Linked DNA regions of Homo sapiens: region 1 is linked to region 2. A link is an interaction called in ENCODE POLR2A ChIA-PET data of the cell type or tissue named here. Cell type or tissue: GM12878. All regions are shown on one strand. Each heading gives the region's core, and the rest is flanking DNA. Links, peaks and the distances in the headings are about the cores only.

Region 1 (2,918 bases), core at 274-2,773, 130 kb before region 2:
TCTGAGTCTCAGTTAAGTCCAACACAACCCATACAGAATGATCAACTTGCAAAGGTCCCAGCTTTTGATTTTTAAAAATGGTTTGTAAAAGCTTATTGTAAAAAAGCTGCCAACTACTTATTTATAGCAAAGCATAGAGGGAAAAAAACGGGGGACTTCTTTGCCATCAAAAATCCGTATTTAATTTTCCTTGAGAATACACTGAATGACAATCTAAAAATTCCATAGAAATATTTAGAATATTTTATCTCTAATTTGCCCAGAAGACATCTATACTATAAATACAGGCTACTTTATATAGCTAAGTGTTTTTATCCTTTCTGAAAAGTATTATTTATTTTAAGGGATCTGAGAACCCCTGCTTAATGTTTGAAGTTAGAAATACAGATGCATGACAACAGATTATCATCAACAAAGCAGGAAATGGGGGAAACCTAAACAAATAATTTGGGGCTTCTTTCAATAGTTTGTCTACTTGTTCCATCTATAACTGAATATTGTTTTTTTTTTAATCTAGGAACATTTCATAAAATATCTTAGAGAAGTACATAATTTTAGCACCCAAAAGACTTTAAGACAATAATAAAGTAGATCAAAACTAACATAAGACACAGATCAGAAGGAACACCTGGGGTTTTAAAAATAATTTTTGCCAAGTATTTGCCATTTACTAGTTGGCTGCTTCACTTCATTTAATCCTCAGAAAAATGTTGTGAGACGAACTGACTCACAAAATTTTATTATCTCCCTCAAATTCACATGAAAAACAGAACTAAGAGACAAATGAAGATTTGGTTCAAAGCTCATGTTTCAATGACAACAAACAAACCCTAAATATTTTGCAAAACTTCTAAAATAATTTTCTTCTCAGAAGATCCACGTTTGTTATTATATAATAATTATTGAAAAGAAATAGGAACTTTATACTAAATTACAGCTGAAGGTAAAATAAGAGGAACCATATATTGTTTAAATATTACCAACTGTCAATCAAATTATCATGAATACAATGATAAAATTTTAAAAGACCGTATCAAAAAGTAGCATTAAAACATCAAGTGAGACTTAGAATGGATTAGCCACTGTTGCTTTTTAGAACCTTCTCTTCACCATTATGGAGCTGGATATTCCTGGGGCCTTAATATACTATACTATCCCAATTGCAGCATTCATTACCTTCAATATAAACTAAAGCTGATACAGCTAACCCATTCTATTCATTTCGTTCATTTCTTTCCATCTACATTAAGTTGTTTTGACAGGATAAATGAGCAAAACCAAGGATCCGTGTCACATGACCTCTTCATAACATGCACAGTTCCAGGCTGCTGGGGGTGGGGTGGGGGTCAGGCAACAACTAAAACAATTGCTCATCTCAGTACTACCCAAATTACAGTGCTCAGTAGATTATCCACTGATGTAATTTCTTCTGGAGTGAGAAGCACAATGCTAATGTTTAGTACAATGACCTCATAACCATTTGCACATCTTCCGTCCCTTGCTTTTAAGAAGCTGTTTCATTTTAAACATCCTCTGACAGACATCTCTCTTTACCCTCATATTTTAGTATTTTTAAAGTAGCAATCCCATCCTTTGCTATTGTTCACTTTATTCGCCCAGAAGCAAACCTTCCAAACCAATTGTGCTAATGGAGCAGTGAGACTAGTTTTCATTCATTAAACTTGAAATTTTTACTTTACAGCTAACAACTGTATCCCCAAAATTATCTGGTCCTCAAGTCTTATTAACATTTAAATTTCTCTAGTATTATATATGTGCAATATTCAAAATTTTACTGCTAAATTAAGACCACACATGATAACTCTACATATCAAAATATGGGTGGAGAAAAGTGTCTGGAATTCTTGATTAAAATATTTTAGGTCAATATTGGAATACTCCCTCCTTATCATTTTCTGCACCACACTGACTTAGCAAGACATGGGCATCTATTTCACCTTTTTTTTTTTTGAGACGGAGTCTTGCTCTGTCGCACAGGCTGGAGTGCAGTGACACAATCTCTGCTCACTGCAACCTCCACCTCCCGGGTTCAGGCAATTCTGCCTCAGCCTCCTGAATAGCTGGGATTACAGGCGTGTGCCACCACACCTGGCTAATTTTTGTATTTTTAGTAGAGACAGGGTTTCGCCATGTTGGTCAGGCTGGTCTGGGACTCCTGACCTTGTGATCTGCCCATCTCAGCCACCCAAAGTGCTGGGATTACAGACGTGAGCCACCGTGCCCGGCCTCTATTTTATCTTTTAAAGTGATACTAATTGTTGTTGGGTATTAGGATAAAGAAATAAAAACTTGTCTTCAGGCAGAGGGTACAGCAGTTTGTAACATTGCTTTCCAGGGCAGCATGGGTTTCAGTTACAGTTTACAGAGAAAACAATTTTTTAAAGAATTATTCTATGTGTTAAAAGAAATTAAGCATATAAATAATTATTTAAGTCTGGCAACTCTCTCATAGGCCTATATGGTATAACAGCAATTCAAAGATGACAGAAGTATTAACTGTAGGTAACTAACTCTTCTTAAAAACTTCAGAATTAGAGATTGAAGGCCTGGGAAAGGTTGGAAAAACTACAACTAGAAACAAAATAATAATTCTCATGCAAAAATTCTTAACTGTTAAAGATAGCAAAAAGACTAACATGGCTTTCAAGGTGTTTTGAAGTATAATATAAAAATTACACCTGCATTTTATGTGGCCAAATCTACAGATTAAATTCCTACTGCAGATTTCTTTATGACCTTCCAGTCTGGTACTCTTACGAGATGAAATTTGGGGTCTATCGCATAAAGAAGAGAGTCTATGTGAGCCCAACTTTCCTCAATGGGTGAAAAGATATCATAATTATGGGGGGGAGGGGCAGGTAAACATGGCATCACATCCCCTGCTTCTCCATGGAGAC
Region 2 (2,918 bases), core at 254-2,753:
AGTCGATGTCCACGACTCACGTGGAAGCCGTGGCTCTGTCCTTTGCTAGTGTTTGGCCATGGGCTCTTGGCGCAGCCTGGTCTGTGAAATAAAGGGGTACGCAGGGTCGTCCTGTGACCCATGTGTGACGACATTATAGGAAAACATTTGGAGAACACAGAGGTTCTGTCCGCAGGTTACTTAGTCTTAATGAGAAAAGGGCTTGACCTCAGCCTCTTGAAGAAGGTACAAAAAGAGAGAGAGAAAAGGGCACCAGAGGAGTGCTAGTAAAGAGCAGAAAGAGAAAAAAACTCCCAGCTGGGGCACAGTGGGAAGAGTGCATGAGAGAACAGCGTCAGAGCCTCCAAACACAGGGGCCCACCCATCGCCATCCCTTCCTCATTCACTGTGAGTGACCTGGGGTTACGTGCCTGCTGGGCCTCAGGAGACAGATTTGGGGGGAACACCGGACAGGCACTGTATGTATCTAAAGTCTAATCATGTTTTTTTTTAATTTCTTTTTCTTTTTCTTTCTTTTTTTTTTTTTTTTTTTTTTTTGAGATGGAGTCTTGCTCTGTTGCCCAGGCTGGAGTGCAATAGCACGATCTCAGCTCACTGCAACCTCCGCCTCCCAGGTTCATGCTATTCTCCTGCCTCAGCCTCTCCAGTAGCTGGGATTACAGCATGCACCACCACATCTGGCTAATTTTTGTATTCTTAGTAGAGGCGGGGTTTCACCATGTTGGCCAGGCTGGTCTCAAACTCTTGACCTCATGATCCGCCTGCCTCGGCCTCCCAAAGTACTGGGATTACAGGCATGAGCCACCGCACCCGGCCCTCTTTTTCTTTTTCTTTTTCTTTCTTTTTTTTTTTTTTTGAAACAGAGTTTCACTTTTGTTGCCCAGGCTGGAGTGCAATGGCCTGATCTCAGCTCACCACAACCTCCGCCTCCTGGGTTCCAGTGATTCTCCCATCTCAACCTTCTGAGTAGCTGGAACTACAGGCATGCGCCACCACGCCTGGCTAATTTTTGTATTTTTAGTAGAGACAGGGTTTCTCCATGTTGGCCAGGCTGGTCTTAAACTCCCGACCTCAGGTGATCTGCCCGCCTCAGCCTCCCAAAGTGCTCCGAAAGTGCTGGGTGCTGTGAGCCGCCGTTCCCGGCCTTTTTTTTTTTTTTTTTAGAGATAAGGTCTGGCTCTGTCACCCAGAGTGCAGTGGCATAATCATAGCTCACTATAATTTACCACCATGCTCAGCTAATTATTTTTATTTGTTTTTTGTAGTGACGGGGTCTTGCTATGTTGCCCAGGCTGGTTTCAAACTCCTGGGCTCAAGTGATCCTTTTGCCTTGTTCTCCCAAAATGCTGGGATGACAGGCCTGAGCCACCATGCCCAGCCTGTTATTTCTTATTAAATCTCTTTGCACAACATTGGGAGAGCTTGCCAGCAAAGGGCAGCAAGTCATCTAGAAAGACGCATTTTGATAGGTGGAAACTTAACACCAAACGAAGAGGGATTTTTTTTCCTGCCCCAGTGGTCCTCACTTTCTGTGGCCTGAAGCTTGTGTCCCTTAGCTGCTTAAATTCCCCAAGACTCAGCTGACTTCAGGGGTAAATCACTACCTTGGTGCTCTCTCCCTCATACACCTTGAAAGCTGAGGATTGTGTTTTGGTTTTTTTCTCTCCCTAAAAGGTAGCTGTACTCTGTCTTCCTTTTAACCACAGTTCCCTAGAAAATAAGAACTGTGACAAACAAAAGGAGATGGGTACAAGAATAGGCCTTACTCCTCTTCTCCCCCAGTTCCTCAGCCCCAGATCCCAGGGACCCTAACCATGGTTGCAGTTTTCGTTGAGGAATTAAGGCCTACAAAGAAAATCTAATGCGCAGTAACCTAAGCTTGACTCTTGGCTTAGAAGTCCCAGCTTCAGGAAAAGCCTACCCATTAGGTTCTTTCCTCATTCTGTTGAGGTAGCTCTTATGAGCTCTATTTTACACACATGGCTCCTCAGACTTAGAGAGAGTAAGTCAGTTTCCCAAAGTCTGCAGTGGTGCATAGTAACATTTTTAATATTACCTTCAGTACTGGCTCTGTTTTACATATAACTCAGTGATTGCCAAGGAAGACGGGGCTGCACACCCCCATAAGGGTATTCGAGCGTGTGTGTGTGTGTGTGTGTGTGTGTGTAAGGAGGAGGTTGAAACTTATATTCCATATAATATTATTTATGCTTGAAAAAGGACCCATTGCTTTCATTTTACAATGAAACTTTTACTTTTGTGAAAAGTAAATTGGACAGAAATCTTGACTGTCGGGGATCTGCAAAGGTATCCTCTTTAATGTGGAGGATGTTCAGAGCAGGGAGAGTGAGATGTTTATATTCTATTTATCAGTCGGGGGCTGTGGGTTAAATACAGCAGCCTAGCCTTTGCCAAGTCTCCACTGACCACGTGCTCCTGCTTTGGATCATTGATGTTTTGTATTTAATCTAATCTTGCAATGAAATTCTTCTCAGAGCTTTGTCATTTAGACTTCACTCTTTCTCATAAATAGCCGCAGTTTTTCTCCTCTGTTTAATAACAGAGGAAGAAAAAACAATCGTGATATAAAATGAAAAAAAATGCAATATAAGATTTTATGTATAGTATAATCTCAACTTTATTAATAATTTTTAAATGAATTTATAAAAGTTAATATGAGGGCCGGGCGCACTGGCTCATGCCTGTAGTCCCAGCTACTCGGGAGGCTGAGGCAGGAGAATGGCGTGAACCTGGGAGGCGGAGCTTGCAGTGAGTCGAGATCGTGCCACTGCACTCCAGCCCGGGCAACAGAGCGAGACTCCGTTTCAAAAAAAAAAAAAAAAGTTAATATTAGAGGGAATGTGCTGCAATGTTAAAAGCACAGACCTGAAGCCAGAAAGACTCAGGTATGAATATTG

Evidence for each region. ChIA-PET counts read pairs that join two places held together with the same protein. Peaks named below come from ENCODE experiments on the same cell type or tissue, not always from the same donor. Only the 100,000 strongest peaks of a DNase experiment are listed, where the experiment ranks them.
Region 1: POLR2A ChIA-PET joins it to region 2 with 8 read pairs; 7 of 35 experiments call an interaction of 5 or more read pairs at or near these places.

The regions. Positions count from the first base shown.
Region 1 is chr12:809,300-812,217 of GRCh38, reverse strand. The region is part of intron 1 of WNK1 (WNK lysine deficient protein kinase 1); the gene reads right to left. Among named protein-coding and RNA genes, the nearest start is that of WNK1, 58 kb to the right of the region's middle. RefSeq lists an enhancer at 2,737-2,918. In GM12878, for the core only: no CTCF peak of the experiment used is centred there; a DNase peak (open chromatin) is centred at 1,386; H3K4me3 peaks cover 446 bases; H3K27ac peaks cover 700 bases.
Region 2 is chr12:675,985-678,902 of GRCh38, reverse strand. All of the region lies in intron 3 of LINC02455 (long intergenic non-protein coding RNA 2455), which reads left to right. Among named protein-coding and RNA genes, the nearest start is that of NINJ2, 14 kb to the right of the region's middle. In GM12878, for the core only: no CTCF peak of the experiment used is centred there; a DNase peak (open chromatin) is centred at 1,532; H3K27ac peaks cover 1,858 bases.